Linked DNA regions of Homo sapiens: region 2 is linked to region 1. A link is a loop called in an ENCODE intact Hi-C map of the cell type or tissue named here. Cell type or tissue: PC-3. All regions are shown on one strand.

Region 1 (8,000 bases):
GTCTATATTTGCTTAAAATATATCCCTTAAAACATCAGTTCCCAACCTTTTTGGCACCAGAGACTAGTTTTGTGGAAGACAATTTTTCTATGAACGGGGTAGGGGGAAGTTATGGTAGTACAGGGAGGGGATGGTTTCAGGATGAAACTGTTCCACCTGAGATCTCAGGCATTAGATTCTCATAAGGAGCACACAACCTAGATCCCTCACATGTGCAGTTCACAATAGGGTCTGCTCTCCTACGAGAATCTAATACCACTGTTGATCTGACAGGAGGCGGAGGTCAGGTGGTAATCCTCTAGCCCCTGTTCACCCCCTGCTGTGCGGCCCGTTCCTAACAGGTCACCTACAGGTACTGGTCTGTGGCCCAGGGCTCGGGGACCCCTGACTTAAAAGTAAATTAGGTTTTACAACAATTATTCTAGATAAGTCAGCAAAATAAGGAAATTTCAAGTAGGTTCAAAATGTTACTGATTTAGCAACATTATTACTGCTGCTAAACACATAGTAAGCAAACTATTGTTATTAAGTTCTACAGTATTAAGTATTTTGTTTCTATAATGCTTGTGGCAACCCTATGAAATGGGTTAGCATTGTTATCCTCATTTTACCAATAAGAAACCTGGGGCACAAGAGGTTAAATGACATGCCTAGGGTCTCAGCCAGCAAATGGTAAAGCTGAGATTCAAACCCAAGCAGTCTGATTCCAGGTTGTGTGCTGTTAATCACTAATTTACCCAGTGCGATTCTAAGATGCCTGCCTGCAAATGTATTATTACCAGTACCTGACCAGGTTAAGCACAAAAATTTAGATTGTTCAGAAACTTATATACCAATTTGACATTGCTGTAACATCCAAGTATGTGATCACTGGGCTCATCCACTGGACAGGGTGATTGGGGTTGTCAAAGGCACATGGGGAGTGAGTGGCATATGGCCCTAACTATGTACTGGCACTATGTACAGTCAGTTGAATGACATATTGGTCAGAAAAACAAGAAATTAAAATGAAAGAAAAAAACCTCACCTCGTTCTTCAAATGGTTTGAGAAGTCCTAGTCTACACTAATCTCATTTGAATTGTCAGAAGATCTTCATATCTCTTGGGAAAAGAATGCTGGAGTATCACATTTTGCCTGCCTCCATCAGACAATAAATACAAAAATAATTTTGAAATTTGTTCAAATTTACATTTATAAATTTAGTACATATTTTAATGAAGACATTATATAAAAACATTTGAATATGTAATATATAAATAATTTGTTGCTCTTACTGCATGAAAATATAATGCTTAGTCAGGTAAGGTATGTAAAAAATATCTACATAAATATCCATCCAGAACTGGAAGTTTTCAGTTTTATCCAAAAAAGGGGAAAGCTTATTTTAAAATAAAATACATACTTTATTTTAAAGCTTATTTAAAATAAAAATACATATATAATTTACATTTTTAATTTATAAAACACCCCTGTCCCTCAAAAACAAATTTCAAGAATCTAACTCCTTGTTTTGGCTTTAAAATGATTTGGCAAGTGATTTAAATCAGATCCGGAGCTACAAAGGAGAAAAACGTGGGGAGTACTTTTCCAATTGAGGAATTCAAACTGTTTCTAAAATAGAATAGTAGTGTTGAATATATCTAACACCACAGAGGAAAAAATGAAATATTCCGTATATATTGATTTTCTACATAAACTATGCATTATTCCCTTCATTTTTAATAGAATGCTTCCTAAAATGCAGTACATATTTCTTTTTTTTGTAAATGCATTACAAACTTCTTTGTAAAAAGAGCATTCTGTCCGTGATTCAGAAAACTTTCAACAAAGCCTGTAAACTCTGAAGCAGGAAACCAGTACCGTGTGATTGACTGAAATAGAGAACGCTGTTTACCCCTAATTCTGGCCTCTTCTCTAGTTATCTTCATGGTGAATTTCTTTTTTTTTTATTTCCAACTTTTAAGTTCAGGGGTACCTGTGCAGAGTGTGTGTTTGTTACATAGGTAAACGTGTGTCATGGTGGTTTGCTGCACAGAACATCCCATCACCTAGGTATTAAGCTCATCACCCATTAGCTATTCTTCCTGATGCTCTCCCTCCTCCCATTCCCCATCCTCCAACAGGCCCTAGTGTGTGTTGTTTCCTTCCACGCATCCATGTGTCCTCATCATTCAGCTCCCACTTATAAGTGAGAATGTGTATTTGGTTTTCTGTTCCTGCATTAGTTTGCCGAGGATAATGGCTTCCAGCTACATCTGTGTCCCTGGAAAGGATATGATCTTGTTCCTTTTTATGGCTGCATAGTATTCCATGGTGTATATGTACCATTCTTTCTTTATCCAGTCTATCAATGATGGGCATTTGGGCTGATTCCATGTCTTTGTTATTGTGAATAGTGCTGCAATGAGCATACATGTGCAAATATGTTTGTGATAGAATGATTTATATTCCTTTGGGTATATACCCAGTAATGGGATTGCTGGGTCAAATGGTATTTCTGCCTCTAGGTCTTTGAGGAATCATGACACTGTCTTCCACAATGGTTGAACTAACTTACACCAACTTCATGGTGAATTTCCAAGGAGACACTTTCATCTGCCTCAATCAACCTTTCCCTTTCTTGCCTTTCCATTTAAATAAAAACCTATCTTCCTAGGTAACTACAGAGAGGGAAGAACTACAGAGAAAAGAAACATACATGCACACAAACACATGTATACCTTGCAAGCTCAGCACACACTGAGCTTAACTGACACAAAATTCCAAGTCAATGGACTTTGCATTTTCTTAAAGCCTGCAGTGCTCTCATTGCTCACAGGCCTTTTTCTGCCTGCTTCTGAGATTCATTACAGATGGCTAAGGCTGGAAGTATGATGGCTGGATAAGTGGGGCATTACTTGATCTTCTATCATTCTGGTAAGAATTCTATGAGGCAGAGAAAAGGCATATGCCATTATCCTCATTTTTTTTTTAATGGGGAAACTGCAGCACACAAAGAAAGTTAAGTAACTTGCCCAAGGCACCAAGCAAATTGGTGTCAGAGAATTCAGGTCTTTAAAACTGTGTTCTTCTCCTCGTCAAATAACAATAATGCCTTCCCCCTTCCCCCAGTTTTTCCCACACTTGTTATCCAAGTACAATATATATCTAAATTGTATTTTATGCATTTCTAGACACCTCCAATCATCAAATTATAATTTCCTATTATGTTTTATTTGAAATGTTAGCTTTTAAAATGATATCCATAAATCTTTCAAACATGCAATTAGCAGGAAGAGGAGAGAAAGGATGGTTGGAAATAAAAAAAAAAGAACAGTTTCAATGACTTTGCTCGGGTAAAGAACCAAAAGACTTAAAAAAAAAAACAAAAAGCAAAACCAACAATTCCGGCAGGTGAGGGAAGAAGGTTCTTTGTGACAGGGTTTTGCCTCTTTGCCTCCTTATGCAGCAGGGGGAGCTATGGTACTATTCGTTAAGGTTACAGGAAGACAACAAGTCTGAAAAAATAATCCAATTCGCTCCTAGGATATCCATTTTCTTTTGCATTTTCAAATGGTTCTTTTCTGTTTTTGAAACGTTTTTCCTCCATGCCTTGAGAACCTCAGGCTGCACTACCTATATCCCTTTTTCTCTGGAATGACAGAGGGTTACCACCTTCGCTGTACATCCTTATGATGTCATTTTGATAAAGATATTAGGAGATACAGTTGCACAAAGCAGCCTGCCTTCCTCTGCCCCATCACTCTATAGGTTTCCTCCATAATTTATCAAATCTATTTTTTAGCCCAAAAAGAGGACTCTCCTGCAACTGAAAAATTCCCAGAACAACCACTGGCACATGTCTTTACATTTTCAGTTGCAATCCATCAGAAATGATTGTCAAAAATATCTCACTAAAAAAAAAAAAAACACTATTTGTAGAAATTTTAAAAAATTTATTCAAATAATAAATTAAAATGTTTCCAAAAGTAGTCTAAGTAATTAATTTTGAGTAGAAAAAAATCTTTTTTAAGAGTTTATAGGAATCAAAGAATTTCATCCTTATATAAGGCTGCATCTAACATTACTGTGAAGATCAATTTTTTTTCAACTGAATGGGCTCTTGGGTCCCCAGAGATTTGGTTAAACATTATTTTGGGTGTATCTGTGAAGGTGTTTTTGGCCGAGATTAACACACAAATCAGTAGACTGAGTGAAGTAAATTGCCTCTCAAATGTGGTTAGGTCTCATCCAATCAATTGGAGCCCTGAACAGAATAAAATGGTGGAGTAAGGGAGAATTTGCTCTCTCTGTCTTTTTAGTTGGAACATAGGTCTTTTGCCTTGGGACCCTTCCAACTTGGACTGGAGCTTATACCATTGGCTCTTCCAGTTGTCAGGCCTTCAGACTCAACCTGGAACTATCTATTGGTTCTTCTGACTTTTCAGCTTGCCAGACTGTAGGTCATGGGACTTCTCAGCCTCCATGACCACATGAGCCAATTCTGTATAATAAATCTATCTATCTATCTATCTATCTATCTATCTATCTATCTATCTATCTATTGTTTCTGTTGCTCTGGAGAGCCCAGATTAATATAATTACTAATTTCATGTTAAATTGCTTTGGTATAAATGAAGCAGAAAAAAAAAAGTGTTTACTTACAATATTCCCTTCTAGGTAACAACACCATAATTGGGTTTTCCAGTAAACAACAGGCATAGTTTCCAAACTTATTTATACAAATAAATCTCACCTGTAATAACTGTGCTTATTTTTATATATTTGACTATAAATAGATGCTAATATGGTAGCAAAAGAGAATGAGGATATCACCTCTGTGTCTTCCTGATATCTGGGAAAGCCCATTCTAGGCTTCACGTAACAACCCACATGGCTGCCTTTATCTACTCTTCCTACCAGAAAAATATTTAAAACCTTTACCAAAAAAACAGCTGTGATTTATCTTGTTTGTAATTTTTAAGATACAGATAGATTACAAATAGATGTATAATGTATGACATACACACAACTTGAAATCCACAAACTTCGTTATTTGCTTCCTCTTAATAAGTTCCTTTACATAGACAGCCTTTTCAGGTCAGAGTATATAAACAAATGTACTGACTGCCTACTATATCCTGGGCCAGGAAAACAAAAAGTGTGCTATGTGAACTGTTTATTGCTGATCTACAGAGAAAAAAAGAAGCTAGAGCTGGAACGTAAATTAAATTTATCAATAAGCAAACATTTTTTTCCTAGCAAGAATTTTCCAAAGAAGGAAGGAGAGTGCTGATTTATATTGTGGCCCAAGTTCCTTATCTCACTGTAATGGCAACTTTGAGTAGCATTGTTCTAGGTAATTCTAGATGCTTTTGAGACAGCCAGGTGGGAGGGGTTCTCCAACAGGCATGCCCACTGGGAAGAGCGCACACCGGGGTGGAGCCACAGAGGTTCGCACCTTTTGCAGCCGGGAGGAGCCTGGCCCCTCCTCTTCCTGTGTGGAATCTGGGATTCAAGCTGTGGTGGGAAGCACTCCAGGAGGGACTCTGGCCTTGTGGAGGATTACTGTTTCCCCTTTTCACCCAAAAAACTCCTGCTTTACTCACCCTTCAAACTTTCTGTGAGCCTAAATTTTCATGTCCCTGGGACAGACAAGGACGCTGTCTTTAGCTGAACTAAGGAAAAGTCCTGCAACACTTTCAGATGTATTATTTTGTTATTTACAATGGCTAACATTTATTTAATTCTATGTGCCCAATACTTGTACTAACTCATTTAATCCTCATTAAAAAACTTGTGAAATAAGTACTATTAATATTATTATCTCTACCCTATAGATGAGAAAAATGGAAGCACAAATGTTAAACATAGTAAGTAATGAGCTGGGATCTGGCTCTAGAACATGCTCTTACCACTTCACTATACTGCCTCCTTTGAAATCTGAATCCTCATGACAATTCAGTGAGGAAAACAATGTCGCCATTTAAGAGTTGAGAGACAGCACTCCTAGATTGTTAGCTTCCCAAAGACAAAGGCTGTACTAATTGATTCTGCATATTCTCTCTAGAAGCCTCTAATGATGGCCTCAAGCTCATAGGCATTGTAGAGAAATGCAGAAGTGTCATGAAACATGGCCTTCTACTCTCATGAAGCTCACAACCTCATGGAAGAGATACTACCAAGTACAAAGTGGAAGGGCTGCTCTGCCCTGGGCTTGGAAGAATGAATGTGAGGATCAAAAAATTATTTTAAGGACCTCTAAGCCTTGAAAGTAAACAGGTCTAGTCTTGTAAGACTGTAAATGCCCACATGTCTTATTCTACCATTTGTACACTAATGAGATACAGGAAGAGGGACAAATAAGTAACTCTCGATAGCAATGTACAGACTGTAGGGTCTGTCTTCTGCCTTGGGGAGTGGGTATAGGGGGGTCCAGCAAAGAATTAGACAAATAAGATCCCATAGAAGGCAAGGTCAAGACAGTACGTAAATTTATCCTACTCTCCAAAAGTGGGATTGAGAGCTTCAGAGTCCACAGTCAGTCTTCCACAGAGTTGGCCTCTGTGATTTGAATAAAGTGATCAAAAGCACTAGCCCAAGCTTGAAGGTTACTGTAACCAAAGTCTTTGGACTTTGGTAGCTGTGGGGTAGACAGCTGTCTACGGGCAAGTCCTTCAAGGTCATGGCAGATTCTGCAGAAGTGGTACAGACTGCAGTAGCAGCAGTGAAATAAGCTCATTAAGTTTAGGAGGGACCCTCTCAATACATGTCTTCTGAAGTAGTAAAAGATTAGGAGCAAAGATTCTGAAGTCTCATAGGTCTGTTTTAAATGCCCATTTTGTTCCTTGCAAACTGTATATGACTGTGGAGAATTTAGCTATCCTCTGTAAGCCTAAGTTTACTCGTTTGTAAATGGGTGATAACAATATCAAACTCATGGGATTAAACTATATGACACCCACCCATACAGTACTTAGCATAGAACATGCCACAGACTTAACAAAACAACTGATGCTTTACTGCGTCCTTACCATGTGCCAGGAACCCTTTTAAGCTCTCATGCCTATTAACTAATTTATACTTCACAATAATCCTATGAGGCAGCATGGTTGACTACATTATTAATCACAAACAGCCCCTGCTCCTATCTTTGTGGAGGAGGATATAGCCCCACCCTGTGACTCTAGGGTAAGCCATGTGATAGACATTAGTCAGTGGAACTGAGCAGACATGACTCAACAGAAACTCTCATCACGATACTGGCCCTGATGATGACGTGTCCCAGAAACAGGAGCTACTCTTCACTCTGCACCGTAGAATGAAAAAGAACAAAGATGCAGTCTACCTATTGCCCACATGTCATGAGCAAGAAATAAATGCTAGCCATTAAAAATTATGGAGACTTGTGGATTATTTGGTATTATTACTAACTTCATTTTCTGTGGAAGAAATTAAGGCACACAGAGGTTAAGTCCTTTGTCCAAACTCACACAGCTGGTGGACAGTTAAACTCCAAACTCCTGCACATTAACCTCTGTTACCATCATCTTCACTGATGAGGACTGAGACACCTAGGGAAAGTTTATTAGCAGACAGACATGAGAGGGAGATCCAGTGATGCTAGAGGAAGAGAAGAAAGCAGATCAGCAGTCCTGGTATTTAAATGTGATAGAGCTGCAGATCTGTAAGTATGGTAAGAGTGGATGTTATTGTGAACACACAGATTATGGGAGACTTGAACAAGGTCAGTGGAACATATGCTTTATGTGGTGGAAAATTAGAAGCCAGTGATGTCTGGGAGGCCAGGCAAGAAGCCATAAGACAAACAGGCAGCCAAATGGCCTTGAAAAATGCCGACTAGAGATAGCAGCAAGGAGGCTGCTCCAGGCTTCAGACAAGGAGCTAAGATAGGGTGGGGACAGTGGCAGTGTCAACAGAGGCCCACTGAGTAACAGGAGACCTTCACTGACTATCTGAATGTAACAAGAGTCACATATCCAGCCATGCTTGTTAAACG
Region 2 (8,000 bases), 170 kb before region 1:
AAACAACAAAAGCAATGGCAACAAAAGACAAAATTGACAAATGGGATCTAGTTAAACTAAAGAGCTTCTGCACAGCAAAAGAAACTACCATCAGAGTGAACAGGCAACCTACAAAATGGGAGAAAATTTTTGCAACCTACTCATCTGACAAAGGGCTAATATCCAGAATCTACAATGAACACAAACAAATTCACAAGAAAAAAACAAACAACCCCATCAAAAAGTGGGCAAAGGACATGAACAGACACTTCTCAAAAGAAGACATTTATGCAGCCAAAAAACACATGAAAAAATGCTCATCATCACTGGCCATCAGAGAAATGCAAATCAAAACCACTATGAGATACCATCTCACACCAGTTAGAATGGCAATCATTAAAAAGTCAGGAAACAACAGGTGCTGGAGAGGATGTGGAGAAATAGGAACACTTTTACACTGTTGCTGGGACTGTAAACTAGTTCAACCACTGTGGAAGTCAGTGTGGCGATTCCTCAGGGATCTAGAACTAGAAATACCATTTGACCCAGCCATCCCATTACTGGGTATATACCCAAAGGACTATAAATCATGCTGCTATAAAGACACATGCACACGTATGTTTATTGCGGCATTATTCACAATAGCAAAGACTTGGAACCAACCCAAATGTCCAACAATGATAGACTGGATTAAGAAAATGTGGCACATATACACCATGGAATACTATGCAGCCATAAAAAATGAAGAGTTCATGTCCTTTGTAGGGACATGGATGAAATTGGAAATCATCATTCTCAGTAAACTATCGCAAGAACAAAAAACCAAACACCGCATATTCTCACTCATAGGTGGGAATTGAACAATGAGATCACATGGACACAGGAAGGGGAATATCATACTCTGGGGACTGTTGTGGGGTGGGGGGAGGGGGGAAGGATAGCATTGGGAGATATACCTAATGCTAGATGAGGAGTTAGTGGGTGCAGCACATCAGCATGGCACATGTATACATATGTAACTAACCTGCACAATGTGCACATGTACCGTAAAACTTAAAGTATAATAAAAAAAAATCATGAAAAAACAAACAAACAAACAAACAAACAAAAAAAACCAAACACCGCATATTCTCACTCATAGGTGGGAACTGAACAATGAGATCACATGGACACAGGAAGGGGAATATCACACTCTGGGGACTGTTGTGGGGTGGTGGGAGGGGGAAGGGATAGCATCAGGAGATATACCTAATGCTAGATGACGTGTTAGTGGGTGTAGTGCACCAGCATGGCACATGTATACATATGTAACTAACCTGCACAATGTGCACATGTACCCTAAAACTTAAAGTATAATAAAAAAAAAAAAGACTATACAGACTGATCCCTTTCCATCTTTGCTCATAGTGATTTTTAAGTGTTAGAAAACAAAAAAGTAACCAATGGAAACTTTTCAAATAAAAACTGCTGACACGAACACATAGAAAGGTGAACAACTAGCTGTCTGAGGCTAGACATCCTCACCTACAAATGGATATTGATGGAGTTCAGGACATGGCATTTACAGTAGCAGGAAGGTCACTCTCACCTTCTCCTGTTCTCCCCTGCAGCTGGTCATAAAACATAGCTAGGATTTTCTGAACACCCCCTGGAGCAGGTCATAAGATACTCATTTGAGAGATGCCGTCCCTATCCCCTGAAGAAAGGAACATCCTTATCTCTGAAGACACAGGGACACAGAGAAGAATCTGAACAAAAGCCTTGCTGATTTTCTTCGTTTATTTCCATTAGCTCATATCTCCTTTGCCCAATCATATTTCTCCACCACTTTCCTCTCTTCATCAAACCTGGAGTAAAAATATTCAAGTTTCACTGTTTGTTCAGTTCTTCATTTCCTTATAAAGACTCCTGTATCATGGAAAACTTACATGAAATAAATTTGTATGTTTTTCTTTTGCTAATCTGTCTTTTGTTGCAACAGAGGCCTTGGCGATGAATCCAGGGTGGGTGAGAAAAAGATATTTTTCCTCCCCTACAATATGCTTATAAACATATGTAGCAGTAAACCTATTTCTAGGTAGGTAGCATCCTGTGAAAGCACCAATGAAATAATATAGAATTTGTTTTGATTTTGGCATTCAGTCATACCTAGAGAATATCGTAAGTAGATGCAAAGGGATGACAACCAGTATCTACAATGAACTACGACCATCATCATAATAGCGGCGATTGACATTTATTGAGTACTTATGCTAATTCTTGGTAGATATGATCTTATTTGATCCTCAGAGCAATTCTATGAAATAAATAGGATGAACAACTACATTCAACAGAAGAGGAAATTGACACTGGGTATTAACCCAGGATCGTGCCTGCCAGGAAAGAGTGGAGCTAGAATGTGAACCCAGGCAGTCTGAGTCCACAGCTTACCCTCTCAACCACTAGTCTGTAGTGTTTATTCCAGCTCGAGAGTGCATCTAGAGTGGTGACTATTTAAGTTTTTGAATAACAAAATGACAAAATCAGTTCTGTTTGTGGCAGGAAAAAAAAGTGACCCTGAAGAAATACATTTATTTGAAATATATATGACTATCTCCTTACCATAAATTAATTTCATTGTTTTCATTCTCATGACATGTCACTATGTATTTACAATTTAAAAAATCAGTTTTGCCACGTTACTAAATTTGGGACAATCATAAAATGTAATAGACAGTACTCTGAGAATAAGAAAAGTTTATTTCCTGGGGTGACTTTCATAGTCACTAAACACAGAACAACTTGCACATTTCAATATTTCCTCCTGACAGTACAGATACTGTCTCTATTGTCACTATTACACTGACTCTAATATCAGTTTTCGTATATCATTTCTATAGTTGTATAAGAACATCTGCTCATATGATTTATCTGCAGCTTAGCACAATCAACTGCATACCTTTTTAGTTCAGGAGGATTAAAAGAAAACTCATTCTACCCAAAGAGAGCTGAGAAGTTAATGAATCTGTAGATCAGAACAAATTAAAACCTATTAATTATAAGGAGTCTGAAATGCCAATATATTATATTTTGAATACACAGCAACCAGGAATATCATGCAAAAACGCTGATATGCTGTGGAGCAAAGAAATGGAACAGATCCCAGAAACTCAGGACCTCGGCCTTTTGGTGGCGCTGTTGCTATGTGCTAGTGCCAGGAAAACAGTATTCATATATAATTAACTACCACGGAGCACAAGCAGCTTTGCTTTTCCATGATCAAGCTGCTAGAGATTTTGGGGTGAGGGAGCGAAATGAAGGCTAAATAAAAGAACCGGAGATAAGATAATCCTGCCATGTTAAAAGGTAAAGATAATATTTTTATGTTGTTATGTAAAACCTATGAAAATGGCGATAATGTTGCAAGGTTAATCAAGACCATAAATAACTTGTCTGAGAACCTCACCATATGCCTGCAGTTTTATTAAGTGTATTTTGCCTCGTTATTCTCCGAATATTATGCTCTGCAACATGCCATGTTGATGGATGCATGCAATGAGCTTTTCTTTTCTTTTTTGTAAGCTAAAGAGACTTATGTGCTTGATATTAGGTATGGGAATTCTTTTTTTTTTTTTTAAGAGATGGGGTCTCATTGTGTTACCCACACTGGCCTTGAATTCCTGGGCTAAAATCCTCCTGCCTTAGCCTCCCAATTAGCTGGGAATACAGACCTGTGCCACCATGCCCCCGTTCAGGTTATGTTAATTATTAACCTGAAGGAATGACAGCTTTGGGGCATCTGCTCACAGGGTAGCTGCACAATAAACCTACTTTTCTTGAATCTACATTTGAGGAGAGACAGTGAAATGAAATATTGAAATAATGAGATAATGAAGGAGTTTATTTGGAAGGATCTGAGGGAGTCAGTCTGTATGCTGATGGTTAAACTCACATCAAAACAAACACTACAGAATCTCTGCTTACTCTTTCAGGTCTCAGTCGTCATAAAAAGGGAAAATGTCCTAGAAATTCTGTTCTGATCACTCAAGTGGCCCTTTGAGGAGAATAACCTTGGGGAAACAGCAGTTGACAGTCAGTGTGAGCTTACTCTGCTAAGCACCAGGCACATGCATTTCATGTACTCATTCGATTTGCATAATGCCAATATTAGGAAGGTTCTTTTATTATTTCCATTTCAAAGATGATCATGTCCATAAATGGCAGAGCTGGAATTTGAGCCCAGGTTGACTGATCTAGAGTTTATATTTGTTTGGGCATCCCATGAAGCAGTGTCCATTGATAGCTGTTCCTGTTCCTTAAAAAAAGAAAACACACACACACACACACAACATGGCTTTATGCTATTGTCAATCAAAATCCCTCACCAAGATAAAATTCACTTAAAATTCATTATAACTAACTCCTAGTGCCCTTCCAAAGGCTGCCGAGAGCCCAGTTTTTGAATAAATCTCACGAGGGCTACTCCTAACAGAAACTCTCCAAAATTGATTGATTGTAGCCTGGTTTCCACAGAAGTTGTAAAGTATTGTTTTAATTGAATTTGGTTCTAAGTTAGAAACTTTGAAAAATTTGTCTGTCAAAGGCCAATGGATTTCTCAGTAGGCTTGATTTATTTAGCAAGAGATGCCTACAAAAGCCAATTTGCTATGAGGAATGTGGTTACATTTAATTACACTTTTAAATGACTAATTTGTTATATCTAAACACCTTTTAAACAGTACATATTACTCTGAACTGTACAGATGCTGAGGAATCAAAGTTTGTGTTAAACACAAAGGATTTTGCTAAAGACTCTTCATTTTACTCTGCGTAGGCTTTCTGGCTTCAGACTGCAATGTGTGTGAAGTCGTCAGGTAAAAATGCTAAACTGAATGGGACCGGACTACATCTTTTTCTTCCTATTTGCAATCAGGCCCTGCTCAGAAGGAGATTTTCCTTTGGGTGTATATTTAATATCCATTTATCAAATCTTGAATTGAAAATATTACATGCATCACTCAGGATTTATTTAAGCAAAGCAAAGCTGATGTTTATTTTGGAATCTTGACGAAAATTATTTTAGAGTAAAAAATGAATTTTTAAAAATTATACTTTAAGTTTTGGGATACATGGGCAGAATGTGTAGGTTTGTTACATAGGTACACATGTGTCATGGTGGTTTGCTGCACCCATCAACCCGTCATCTACATTAGGTATTTCTCCTAATGCTATCTATCCCTCCCCTAGCCCCCTACACTCCGACGGGCACTGCTGTGTGATGTTTCCCTCCCTGTGTCCATGTGTTCTCACTGTTCAACTCTCACTTATGAGTGAGAATATGCAGTGTTTGGTTTTCTGTTCCTGTATTAGTTTGCTGAGAATGATGGTTTCCGGCTTCATCCATGTCCCTGCAAAGGACCTAAACTCATCCGTAAACAAGGAATTTTTAAAAATATTATTGATTGATTCATTCAAGTAATGACTGACAACTAGCTGTGATGCCTTGTGCTAGCCTTTGTGCTCCAACACAGAAGGTATGAAAGAACACAGGCAGGGTTCTGCCTTCAAGGAATTCACAACCAGGCCTGGGGATAGTGGTAACAGTGGTTGGCTAATGTCATAAGTGCTGTAATTGAGCCAGAAGATAACAGGGACCCAGAGAGGGAAGCGAATAATTCTGTTCAGGGTGGGATGAGGGTTGGGGAGAGTTTCATGAAGCAGTGACAAGTGAGTTGGGGCCTTCAGAAATAAGCAAAAGGAGGGATAAACAGTCAGAGTACAGAGAATTTTAGGGGCAGTGAAACTACTCTGTATGATACTATAATGGTAGATACATGTCACTATACCTTTGTCTAAATCCATAAAATGCACAACACCAAGAGTGAACCCTGATAATGTGACAATGATGTGTCAATGGAGGTTCATTAATTGTAACAAATTACCACTCTGGTGGGGGACACTGATAATAGGGTTCGTCTCAATTTTGCTGTGAACCCAAAACGGCTCAAAACAATTATAAGTCTTTAATAAAAAATTAGCCAAAAACCAAAAAACCAAAACAGAAATTAAAGAGCCATTTTCTAAATAGAGAAGGAGCTGCCAGACAGAGAAGAGATGAGCATGGCCTGATCTGAACACAGGGCATGGCTCACCAACTGACAGCCAAGTTGACAGTGTGGCAGGAGCAGAGTGGCTCACTTGTGTGTATGTTGGGTGGGGGGTGGGTAGCGAGACAAGCAAAACTCATTTCAAGTGCTACGCAAGCTGACAGAGAAACGAAGGCACTAAGAGGAGGTTATCTTGCTAAAGGAGAGACTCCCCACTGTCCCCTCCACCACAGACTTAATTTGGCTTCCTTTTGGAACTTGGAATTCCAGTCCCCTCTTGTCTGCATGGTAAACTTGAACTCATTCTTGAACTTTGGCTTAACTGTTGTCTTCTCTGTGAAAGCATCCCTGAAACCCACATGCGGAATCACTCCCTCTCACGTGTTCCCATAACTCGTTATTCTATCACTTGCCACCCTGAGTTACAGTGAGCCGTTTACCTGGGCTTCCCCACCAAAACTGTGAATACCTCAAGCTTGGATAAGGCTTTATCTGTATCCTCAGTAGCCAGCCTAGTTCACAGCACATGTGTGCCACTCAAAAACATATGTGTGGAATGAGTGAATGTGAGACAGACAAGCAAGCTTGTGGTGAGAGTTATCAGGGAGATACTCCTGACTCTTGTGGCAGAGAAGGTGTATCCTTCACAACGAGGCCTGGAGAAGGGCTACAGTGACTTTAGAGCTAAGTCTTGAGGATAATCAGGTCCACGGTACAGGGATAATGTGCAGAGTGCATCTAGGGACTACAGAATGGAGTGAAAGGTGGGGTGCAGTGAGAGATGAGGCTGGAGAGAGGGCAAGTCTCAGATCATGGGGGCTCCTGTATGCCAAGGTAAAGAGGTGATGGGGAGTCACTGAAAGGCTTTACCTAATGAAGAGATCAGATCAGATCAGATTTGGGCTTTAGGAAGATCACTAATGTGAATAATAATGATAATAATAATGACAGCTAAACTTCATTTATTAAGTACTTATGTCTCAGATACAGTGCCAAGCATTTTATAAGGGTCACAGCTTGGATCTCAACCGTGGAAATTTGACGTCAGAGCTGAGGCTCCTAACCACCAGGTTACAGTGCTTTGACTGGAGGCACAGAGATGTTAGGGGACTATTGAAGGAATTCAGATGAAAAATAAAGTGCATAAACCATAAAAAAGAGTGAAATCATGTCCTTTGCAGCAACATGGATGCAGCTGGAGGCCATTATCCTAAGCAAATTAATGCAGGAACAGAAAACCAAATACTGCATGTTCTCACTTATAAGCAGGAGCTAAACATCAGGTACTCATGGAAATAAATATGTCAACAATAGAAACTGGGGACTGCTAAAGGAGAGAGGGAGGAAGGGGACAGGGATTGAAAAAGTAACTATTGGGTACTATGCTCAATACCTGCATGAATGAATCATTTGTACCCCAGTCTTCAGTATCATGCAATGTACCCTGGTGACAAATGTGCACATGTACCTCCTCAATCTAAAATAAATACTGAAAAAAAAAAGTGCATAATCTGTCATGGGATTAAGGGGAAAAAAGAAAAAAGGAAAAGTGCCAAGGCTGTGGTATTAGGAAGGGTGGGTTAAGAGATAAAAAGGAGAGAGGATTCTTAGGATTTGGAGACCAGCTGGATGTGGGATAAAGAAGCGGGAGAAATGAAGATGCCTTCCAAATTCCTGGCTAAAGGATCAATATGGATGTTGACATTATTCACTGAGATAAAAGAAGAGTGGGACAGGCCGGGCATGGTGGCTCACCTGTAATCCCAGCACTTTGGGAGGCCAAGGTGGGTGGATCATTTGAGGTCAGGAGTTTGAGACCAGCCTGGCCAACATGGTGAAATCCTGTCTCTACTAAAAATACAAAAAATTAGCTGGGCATGGTGATGGGTGCCTGTAATCCCTGATGGGTGCCTGTAATCCCAGCTACTTGGGAGG

Evidence for each region. A loop is a pair of places that touch in the nucleus more often than their neighbours do. Peaks named below come from ENCODE experiments on the same cell type or tissue, not always from the same donor. Only the 100,000 strongest peaks of a DNase experiment are listed, where the experiment ranks them.
Region 2: it touches region 1 in a loop (4-fold over the local background); 8 of 110 quality-filtered maps call a loop at or near these places.

What each region holds. Positions count from the first base shown.
Region 1 is chr3:58,991,481-58,999,480 of GRCh38, forward strand. All of the region lies in intron 4 of CFAP20DC (CFAP20 domain containing), which reads right to left. All of the region lies in intron 2 of CFAP20DC-AS1 (CFAP20DC antisense RNA 1), which reads left to right. Among named protein-coding and RNA genes, the nearest start is that of CFAP20DC, 55 kb to the right of the region's middle. RefSeq lists an enhancer at 6,498-7,697. In PC-3, a CTCF peak has its summit at 3,442 (motif pointing right); DNase peaks (open chromatin) are centred at 3,441 and 7,201; H3K27ac peaks cover 2,456 bases.
Region 2 is chr3:58,821,252-58,829,251 of GRCh38, forward strand. All of the region lies in intron 14 of CFAP20DC (CFAP20 domain containing), which reads right to left. It overlaps CFAP20DC-AS1 (CFAP20DC antisense RNA 1), which reads left to right and starts at 3,220. Exons shown (of 3, transcript NR_110820.1): 1 at 3,220-3,324. In PC-3, a CTCF peak has its summit at 3,148; a DNase peak (open chromatin) is centred at 3,150.